Linked DNA regions of Homo sapiens: region 1 is linked to region 2. A link is a loop called in an ENCODE intact Hi-C map of the cell type or tissue named here. Cell type or tissue: PC-3. All regions are shown on one strand.

Region 1 (5,000 bases), 540 kb after region 2:
ATCTAAGCACTTTGGGAGGCAAAGGTGAGAGGACTGCTTGAGCCTAAGAATTCAAGATCAGCCTGGGCAACAAAATGAGACTCTATCTCTCCAAAAAAAAAAAAAGAAGAAAATTAGCGGGGAGTGGTGGTGCACACCTGTAGTCCCAGCTACCTGGGAGGCTGAGGTGGGAGGATCCACTGAGCCTGAGAGTTGGAGGCTGCAGTGAGCCCTGACCACACCACTGCACTCCAGCCTGGGAAACAGAATGAAATGTGGTCTCAAAAAATAAAAATAAAAAAGGAATATATACTACAGTCCATATTGAATTTATTGTCAGAAGTGCCCCTGAGAGATGTCATCATCTGATACAGAAGAAGTTGAGAGTGACTTACTGGGGCTTTTAGCATTTACAGGTGACTCTTCAACATGGGTTTGAACTTCATGAGTCCACTTATAAGCAGATTTCCTTCTGTCTCTGCCACCCCTGAGACAGCAAGACCAACCCCTCCTCTTCCTCTCCCTCCTCAGCCTACTCAATGTGAAGATGACAAGAACGAAGACTTTTATGATGACCCACTTCCACTTAATGAATAGTAAATATATTGTCTCTTCTTCATGATTTTTTAAAAACATTTTCTCATCTGTAGCTTACCTTATTGTGAGAATCTAGTATATAATACAGATAACATACAAAATATATGTTAATCAACTGTTTATGTTATTGGTAAAGCTTCCAGTCAACAGTGGGCTATTAGTAGTTATGTTATACTTGGATTTTCCACTGTGTGCGGGTTGGTGCCCCGAACTCCTGAGTTGTTCAAGGGTTGGCTGTACTATACAGAGAGAGTAGAAAAATGATCACCTTTTAAGAAATGCTTTAGCTTAAGGATAAGCAACATAATCAATCGTGCCATGAGCTATGGGCTGCCAGAAAGTAATGCGTTATATTTAGAAGGCTTTCTCCTCAGTACTCAAATAGAAGAGATTTCCAAATTATAAATCAGGATTCTGGAAGCAGAGAGCGCGATGGCTGGGCCAAGCCTCAGATAGAATTCCTTGCTACCATCATTTTCATCAGAACAGACCAGCATCCAGACACCTCCTCTGAAAATAAAGAGTGGCCTGAAGTTTATCCTATATTACCTTAGAAACACAATCTACAGACAATATGGATTATCTATACCTTCTTAATAGGTATAATTTAGCTACATTCTTTTAACCACTGTATGCAAGTGTTGGGCAAGTAATCAGCTGAGAAGCCCTAAGCCCTCTGGAAGCAAGACTTTTTGACTGTCCCTATATTTACTTGTAAGAGGCCCAAAGCCAGGTATGAAGGAGATTCAATTACAGAAAAATTTAAATCAATGGCCACAATAAAAACAGCTTTGATTTTTGGTCCCAGATAGGCCATTTGAAGTATTACCTGATGGGGAAAACCTAAAATGCTTGTACAACATAGAGGGTAAAAAAGAGTTCTTAAAAAACTTGTCTTTGAGGGTGGGAGTGGGGGTGAAAGATAATAGACTACACATTGGGTACAGTGTACACTGCTCAGGTGACAGGTGCACCAGGATCTCAGAAATCACCACTAAAGAACTTATCCTTGTAACCAAAAACCACCTGTTCCCCCAAAACTATCGAAATTTTTTAAAAGAGTTGTCTTTGCTAACAGTCCTGGGGAAGCAATTTTTTATTAAAATATTGACATTCCTCCCAATGCTTCATTTGTCTAGATAAATGTAGCCCATGGCACAAAAATACGTTCTTAGGCTGGGCACAGTGGCTCATGCCTGTAATCCCAGCACTTTGGGAGGCCAAGGCAGACGGATCACTTGAGGTCAAGAGTTCGAGACCAGCCTGGCCAAAATGGTGGAACTCCATTTCTACTAAAAATATAAAAAATTAACTAGGCGTGGTGGTGGGCGCCTGTAGTCCCAGCTACTCAGGAAGCTGAGGCAACAGAATTGCTTGAACCTGGGGGCGGAGGTTGCAGTGAGCCAAGATCGTGCCACTGCACTGGGCAAAAGAACAAGAGTCTGTCTCAAAACAAACAAACAACACCAAAAGTACATTCTTAATAAAGTAGAAATGCACGGTGATTATGCTTTACTTATCATGCTGGCATTTTTCTAGCAATTTTTATTTTTCTATCATTCCCAACATTTTTAATTTTCCATGTATCTGGGATAGAATGTGGAATTAAAATAAAAATTAAAACAAATCTCTGTCTAAGAGCTTTCTTGAAGTATGACAAAGGTTTAGGGACAAGCCGTTTGTAATTCGCTGATGGCAGGAAAACTAATTCACTACTGGAGAATTCTGACATCTAAAATCTACATACTGATATGCTGGAGGGGAATGAGAGAGAATGTCTATGATTTTAATTTACTTAACCTATTTAGAAAAAAAAAAGTCATTTGAGTCATCCTGGCTCACTTTCTTTAGCATTAGTCAGATTGCATTTCCTTAAGCCTGCGAGTGTGTTTCTATGTAAATAAACTATGTAGTTCACTTGGGGATAAAAGTCACAGTATTTAGAGATTATAAAGACCTATTAGATCATCCGGTCTGGCCCACAAGAGATAATCCCTAGATAGGGAACATAACTGTTGATCTTTGCCAAGAAGCCAAGAAGAAACAGTTGGTAAAAATATTTTCCATACTTTTTTTTTTTTCATTTTAACTTATCTAATAGTGCTTCAGTCACTTCCCAAGTGGACTAGTAAAATGATCATGAAACAGTTCAGCTTATCAGGGAGATGCAAAGTTTAACTTATCTGAATTGACAATGGTCCACCCTCCTCCATTTGTTAAAGAAATGCTCTTGTTTGCAAAATGTGAACAGTGAAGAATCTGCTCTTTGAACTAGCCAGGCAGTTTCCTTTCAGTTAAGAAAGTCAAAAGGCAAGTTGTACCTCACTGGTTTTCTTAACCTACTTTCACTAATTTCAGAGAAATTAGATATTAAAACAGGAATCTGTACAGAGTAGAAAATGAATGATACATTTACAATTTACTGCTTTACAAACCAAAGTATTTTCCATCTTTATTTTCTATATTACATAAAATATGAAATATTATTGAAACTTGAAGTATACAGAAGTTTGGCATTAGGGTAAAAGTCAAAGTGACTCGGCAATATGAACCTTAAGAAATAAGAATTTGCTTAAGAATTTCCAGAGTCAGTATGATAGTTGTATCATGAGAGATTATATTCCATTAGAAATGCTGTTAAAAAAACATAATGTGGCCCTTGACTTCTTAAAGTCTACATCCTAAAGGCCGGGTACGGTGGCTCACGCCTGTAATCCCAGCACTGTGGGAGGCCAAGGCAAGCAGATCACCTGAGGTCAGGAGTTCGAGACCAGCTGGGCCAACACGGCAAAAACCCATCTCTACTAAAAATACAAAAATTAGCTGGGCGTGGTGGCAGGTGCCTGTAATCCCAGCTACTTGGGAGACTGAGGCGGGAGAATTGCTTGAACCCGGGAGGTGGAGGTTGCAGTGAGCTGAGATTGCACCATTGCACTCCAGCCTGGGCTACAAGAGGAACACTCCGTCGCAAAATAAATAAATAAATAGTAAAGACACCTATTCTGGTCACTGTGTCATTTATTCCCTAGTTCTTAAATCCTGCTTTGATCACCCTACGTGTTTTCCCTACTGAGATTATATTCAGAAAATTGTCAATATTCCTGAAGAGGTGAAAGTCACACACACGTACAGAAATAGGAAAAACTAACGAATAGTAGGGGATGAGCTGGTAACGTTAAATTAAAAGTTAGAAAAACTGGATCTAAACATTTAAAGCAGAATTATTTCTTATCAGCTAAACACAAATCAACCTAACCCAGGAAGGAAATTTTCTATTTTTATTCAGTTAGAATTTCCAGAGTCGGTATGATAGTTGTATCATGAGAGATTATATTCCATTAGAAATGCTGTTAAAAAAAATAGTGTGGCCCTTGACTTCTTAAAGTCTACATCCTAAGTCAAGAGCTTATATTTATTTAAGCCTATAACAAATTTGAGGATTTCAGAACTCAGTGAGACTCTCCATGTGCACTGAGCATGCACTGTGAGCTAAGCCCTTTGCCAGGTTTTGCAAGAAATCATAAAGGCAGTATTAGATATGGTCTCTGCCCTTCCAGAGCTTACAGTATGAGAGGGAAGATAAATATCTACTCCTCCGACCCTCATCTCCCACACATGATGAAAAGTGAGTGACTAACTTCTGCTATCTCATTTACATTGACCTCAGATGGTGAATCAGAGTCTAGACAAGAAAATCACACATGTACATGGGGAAACTGAGGAAAGTTTAATGAAAGGATAATTTGTAAAGATTGGACAGAGTTAAGAGGGACCAAGAAGAGATGGTGAAGTGTCCCAGGACTAACAATAGCAGGAAGTCCTTACACCCAAAGGCCTGAAAGAGCAAGAAGAGGGAGTAGTTATCAGAGGCCAGAGAGAGAGCTGAAACTGCAAGAGATGGCCTCTCTCAGGAAGGAATAAAGCTAGGTCCTCTCTGTAGCCTACAGGAAGTGAGTCAGGGGCATTTAGTACCCTAACCTCTGTCTTCAGTACCCTAACCTCTCTCTTCACTTTCTCTCTAATCTCTCCCTGTTGACTTACTTGGGCCAAACACACTCAGAAGCCGGTGGGCAAAAGAGACTGTTGAGGCAATGCATGAAGGTGCGCCTCTGAGAGCGTAGAGCTAGATAGAAAACGGTAGAGAAAAGATCTGGCAAGGCAGGCAATGGCCAACAGAGCTGGATGAATTTAGAGCCACCCAAGCTTACAGGATAAATATATGCTATATCCAGAAGTAAACATTTGGATAGATCGGTTAAGAGTAATGCTTTATTTGCAACAGAACATTTTGGCACTTTCCCATTAGATAAGATCAGTCAATGTTAACATAAGCTTCCAACTTAAGCCACAGAACATAAATGGTGAACTCTAGTTTAACCAATATTCTGCCAAGTGAGGTCTATAATTTGTACTTTTATGTGTCA
Region 2 (5,000 bases):
TACCATTTGCCAATGCTTTCTGCCTTTCAGTCGCCACTCAGGATAACTTTCCACAGGTCAACATGTCCAGGGATTTATCAAGTCCAGTTTTTCTCTTGGAGATACTCCTTCTAACAACGTGGATTCTCCTTTCGGGACAGATTGTTCTCTAGTCCTGCTGTGTGCCTGTTACCCAGGGACTTTCACTGCCTCCTTGGAATTCTCTTTGCCTTTCTCCCAGTTTAGATTCCTTGTTTCCTGGATCTTGTGTGTTGCTTTTTCTTGGTTTACTCCCTTGTTTGGGTGGAGTGCATCCTTCAGTAGCCTTGTCAGGTGAATATGATGACGCAGTGGCCAAGGACACTGTGATGACAGCTCTCAGGTGTTTGTCTCTTGAATTTTGCTGCTCTGGTTTGTATTGGTTGCCCTGTATACCTGGGGCACAACTGCCTTTTAGGACGTTGCACCATCATCATCTTCAGGATTTCCTTTACCTCCATCTCCTGTTGGAACTCCTGTTTTCTGTGTCCCAGTTTTTCTCTTTTTAGTTTAATCCCATGTTTCAGTAGAGCACGTTTTCTGGAAAATGCCTGAGAAAATGTATGTGGGAGGCCTGTGTGAGGTCTTGCTTGTCTTAAAGTGTTTTAATTCTGTCTTCAGACTTAATTGATAGTTGGGCTGGGTTTGGCGTGCTAGATTGTAAGTAATTTTCCTTCAGAGTTTTGAAGGTTTTGTTCCACTGCCTTCAAGCAGCTTTTCGGAAATCCAAAAGCCATTTTGATTCTGATTTTTTTTTTTTTGTATGTAACCTGTTTTTAATCCTCTAGAAGCTTGTAGAATCTTCCCTTTGGCACCAGTGTTTTAAAATTTCACAATGATGTGCTTTGCTCTGAGACCCTTTCCATCCAACATAGCGGACACTTGCATGCTTTTTGATATGGAAGTTTATATATTTTAGTTCAAGGAATTTTTCTTGAAGTTTTTATTAATGATATTTCCCTCTCTGTTTTCTCTTATTTCCTGGAACTCTTGTCATTCATATATTGTCTCCTGATCTGGTCTTCTTCCTTATTTTTTTGTTTAATCTTTTATAGTTTTGAAAATTCCCTTCCCCCACCCCCCCAATTTTCTAGGAGATTTACTCAACTTTATATTTCAACTCTTTGCTGAGTTTTTCATCTTTGTTGTCATGGTTTTAACTTTAAGAGCTTCTCCATTTTTACCACTGTCCCTTTTTATGGTATCCTGTTTTCTTTTTTTCTTGGATAAATAATATATTCTTTCTTTCTGAACGTATTAAGGATATTTGTTTTTGAAGTTTTCTTCTTGCAAAGCCTCTATTTCCTCCAAATGGCCTTTTTGGGGGTTAGGGCTCTGTTTGGCTTTCTGCCTTTCATGTCAAAGCCTTTTCTCAGATAGTTCTTGGTTGCTGCTTGTATTTAAGGCTGGGGACTAAAGTGCTGGTAAGTAATTCTGAGCACATGGGTGGGCTTGTCAACTTCGAGGTTCATGGCTGGGAACCATGGGGGAACTCTGAATCTTGGTTACTTCAGGGTTAGTCTCTGAAGCTGGTCATTTTCCCCAGAGAAGATTATTAGATCTCCTGCCTAGACAATAATTACCTTATTGCTAGGATCCTCGGAGAAGAGGACTGGGACTTCCATATGTAGGTTTAATCCCCCTTTTATCAGTAGGATATACTTGCTGTCAACTACGCCTATCTAAACAACTCTCTGTTTTTACTTTCTCCAAATAACAACCCTCCATTCTTCTATTGGGGTGACGTATGGGTTGGTTGCCTCGTGGGACTGATAGGAGGGGATATAAGGAATGTAGCTGCGTCTTAAACATCATTCAGTCAGTTCCCTTATTTTAACTCCTTCTTCACTTCCAGTTAGATGCCAGTTTCTGAACTTTTGGAGGACTGTGTGTTGTTGATCTGATTGGTTCTGAGCTTTCTCCTGTGACGGCTTAGGGTAGGACGCAGCCTTCGCTGGCCTCTTTAGTCACATACCGCTATCTGTCTTCTTTCCAGCTCCCAAATCTCATTATCCATGTCCTCGTGGATTTAGGTCTTTGAAAACAATCTCTTGACTGTGGCTTTAGTGGGATCCTGTGGGGAAGCAACATTAGATGTCTGTATCTACTCTGCTCTCTATCCGGAACTCGCATTTGTCTTCAGGTTCCCATTGTAATTTCTAAAGCACCGTAATCTCCTAGCATATTGATTGGTTGCTGTTATTGGCCAGCTCCCTCAATATTAAAAAGTAAATTTTAAAAATCTTTTATTTTAGCAAACGTCACTGCTGCCTCCACTCCCACCCAACTTGGGCGATGTGACCGATTTGAGTTCGAATGCCACCAACCGAAGACGTGTATTCCCAACTGGAAGCGCTGTGACGGCCACCAAGATTGCCAGGATGGCCGGGACGAGGCCAATTGCCGTGAGTAGTCAGAGAGCCCTTCACCCCCTGGGCACGTTTCTGCAGAGAGCACAGTTCTGGTGCTTCTGCTTCATTTCTGGATCAGCACACGCCTGTGTGTGAGTCTGTGTACTTGCGTAACCATGCTCTTACTGCATTCTCCACAAGCGCTTTGCCACGTGCACCCATACCATTGCGTTAGTCACCTTCTTTTTAATAAGTTGACTGCGTTTTAAATACCAGGAGCGTGTCCAATAAAAATACTTTCTGAATGACTAAGATAAATATTTTAAATAGGTTTCATAAGCATGTTTAACTCTTTAAAAACGCCCTTGGGGAAAGCCACAACTCTTCTGTATGTACATTCATTCTTCTGGAAGTATTTAGTGAGCACTTACTGGGCGTAGAAGCTGTGTTATTAGAGGGTTTGCCTCTAGCACCCCATTAAGAAAATTCATTCTCAGTCCTTAGGGTAATTATGGTTGGTGAGATAGTGTGCCGAGCCACATGGGGAATAATCACAGGGCCATCTGAGCCCAGTGTGAGGTGATGCATGCATTCTCTACGGGTTTGGAGTTGGTGGGTCCTGGTGTTTGGTCCTCTGATGAACCCAGGGAGGATCTTTGCAGTGAGTGATGGAGGGAGACACTGGCTTCTGCAAGCGTTTATCCTCATGTGACCAGTCAGCGCTTTTCAGTCCCTGGCTGCACGCTAATGCCGCCGTTGGCTGGTCTGTCCTACTGTAGCAGACTTGGGAGGGCATGGCTGGACGGTGCTTATGCAGCCCCCCACCGGCCTGCCTCTCTGACGGTTGGGTGCTGCTCTGGCTCGGGGATCCCTGCTTTGCGGGCCTCCCCTCCATCCAGTCTCCTGCTGGCTGCAGACAGCAGACGTCCTAGCCAGTCACACTCCCTTCCTTGCCAGGATAAGGGCTTCGTCCGTGCTTGCCTGATTCCTGTCCTGGTGAATGTAGAAGACGCCCCTCTCACTCTCTGCTGAGAGCCTCCCTGCCGCCAAGCCCTAACCCTAAGCAGCAAACGCCTCAGTTCCTCCACTTTGATCCCTGTTCTGGTCCCATTTTTTTTTTAATCTTAAAATAATGACTTCCTCAACCAATGAAAAACTGAGCCTCACTTGGAATCCTACCAAGTCTTACCATTTAGAGATGGAATAGAATCTGAGGTGGAGGTTAGTCATCTCTTAATTCCTCTAATTCAGTATTTACAAAATTTATGGGACTTAGCAGGATCATGTGGAAGTGCTTATAAGAGATGTGAATTTGGTGATCTCACCTCAGACCACTGAATCAAGAGCAATGGTGGAGGAGATGCTCGGGAACCCAAGCCTTTTCAGAGGTGCCCTGTCTGATTCTTAGCATCAGACAAGATTGGCAAATACTGCTCTGTCCTAAATAGTTCACCCAGTAAGGCTCAGGGGGAAAGGGAAGAGGGAGTCGGCCGTCCCTTCTCTGTCTGTAGCGTTGTTCTCCACAGGGTGCCCGACTGGGCTCTCCCTGGAGAGGCTTGGTTAAGAGGAAGGAGTGTGGATCCAGTAACATCTTCAGTTTGGTTGGACAAATTTTTGTTGATCATGCACAGCGTGGCAGGCATTGATCAGGTTTCTGGCAATACAAATTCTTTGTGTTTTTTTTCTGGCAGGCATTGATCAGGTTTCTGGCAATACAAATTCTTTGTGTGTTTGTTTGTTTTTTTTTTTTTTCTTTTGAGATGTCATCTCGCTCTGTTGCCCAGGCTGGAGTGCAGGGGCGGGTGGGATCTCAGCTCACTGCAGCTTCCGCCTTTCGAGCTCAAGTGATTCTCTTGCCTCAGCCTCCCGAGTAGCTGGGACGACAGGCATGCGGCACCATGCCTGGCTAATTTTATGTTTTCAGTACAGACAGGTTTTGCCATGTTGGCCAGGCTGGTCTCGAACTCCTGACCTCAAGTGATCTGCCCACCTTGGCCTCCCAAAGTGCTGGGATTACAGGCCTGAGCCACCACGCCCGGTGACTGGCAATACAGATTCTAGTGGGAGGGACATCAAGTCAGCAGCTATCCTACAGTGTGGTGTAGGCAGTAGCAGAAGTTATCCAAGGAACTGGCATAGTTTGCAGGTGGGCTAGCTTCCTGGAGAGGTGGGGACAGGCCAGGAGAGGCAGCCCCATTGATGGTGCCTGGACAACGGTGGGACAAGGTGGCAGATGATGGGCATTCTAGACACAAGGGACAGCATGTATATTCCAAGGCTCAGAGGCATAAGAAAACAGACCTGTAGAGTGGCTGTGGGTGGGACAAAGGTGAGTGCAGAGAGGTAGGCATGAGGTAGATAGGGCGACCCCTGTGCTTGGAGTTTATTTTTCTGGTCCTAAGGAGCCCTTGAAGATTTCAGAGATGGGGTGTTTATATCTTAGATCACTTGGACTTCATCATGGGGGGAATGGGTTATAGAAGAAGGCTGAGGTGAGATTGGAAGCCAGGTGCCCATTAGGAGGCTAATTTGATGGGACTGTGAAGATGAAAAAGGAAGAGTGACCTCTTTGTATATTGGAGGTACTATTAACAGCATCCAGTGAGTTTTTTTGGCTGTGGTAATAAGGAA

The links. Hi-C counts contacts between places; a loop is a spot of excess contacts. Peaks named below come from ENCODE experiments on the same cell type or tissue, not always from the same donor. Only the 100,000 strongest peaks of a DNase experiment are listed, where the experiment ranks them.
Region 1: it touches region 2 in a loop (22-fold over the local background); 1 of 110 quality-filtered maps calls a loop at or near these places.

Annotation. Positions count from the first base shown.
Region 1 is chr11:122,134,803-122,139,802 of GRCh38, forward strand. The region is part of intron 4 of MIR100HG (mir-100-let-7a-2-mir-125b-1 cluster host gene); the gene reads right to left. Among named protein-coding and RNA genes, the nearest start is that of MIRLET7A2, 9.3 kb to the right of the region's middle. In PC-3, no CTCF peak of the experiment used is centred here; DNase peaks (open chromatin) are centred at 2,429, 4,194, 4,529 and 4,599; H3K4me3 peaks cover 379 bases; H3K27ac peaks cover 4,042 bases.
Region 2 is chr11:121,593,350-121,598,349 of GRCh38, forward strand. It overlaps SORL1 (sortilin related receptor 1), which reads left to right. Exons shown (of 48, transcript NM_003105.6): 32 at 2,274-2,423. Among named protein-coding and RNA genes, the nearest start is that of SORL1-AS1, 140 kb to the left of the region's middle. RefSeq lists an enhancer at 1,906-3,105. In PC-3, no CTCF peak of the experiment used is centred here; a DNase peak (open chromatin) is centred at 2,582; H3K27ac peaks cover 1,241 bases.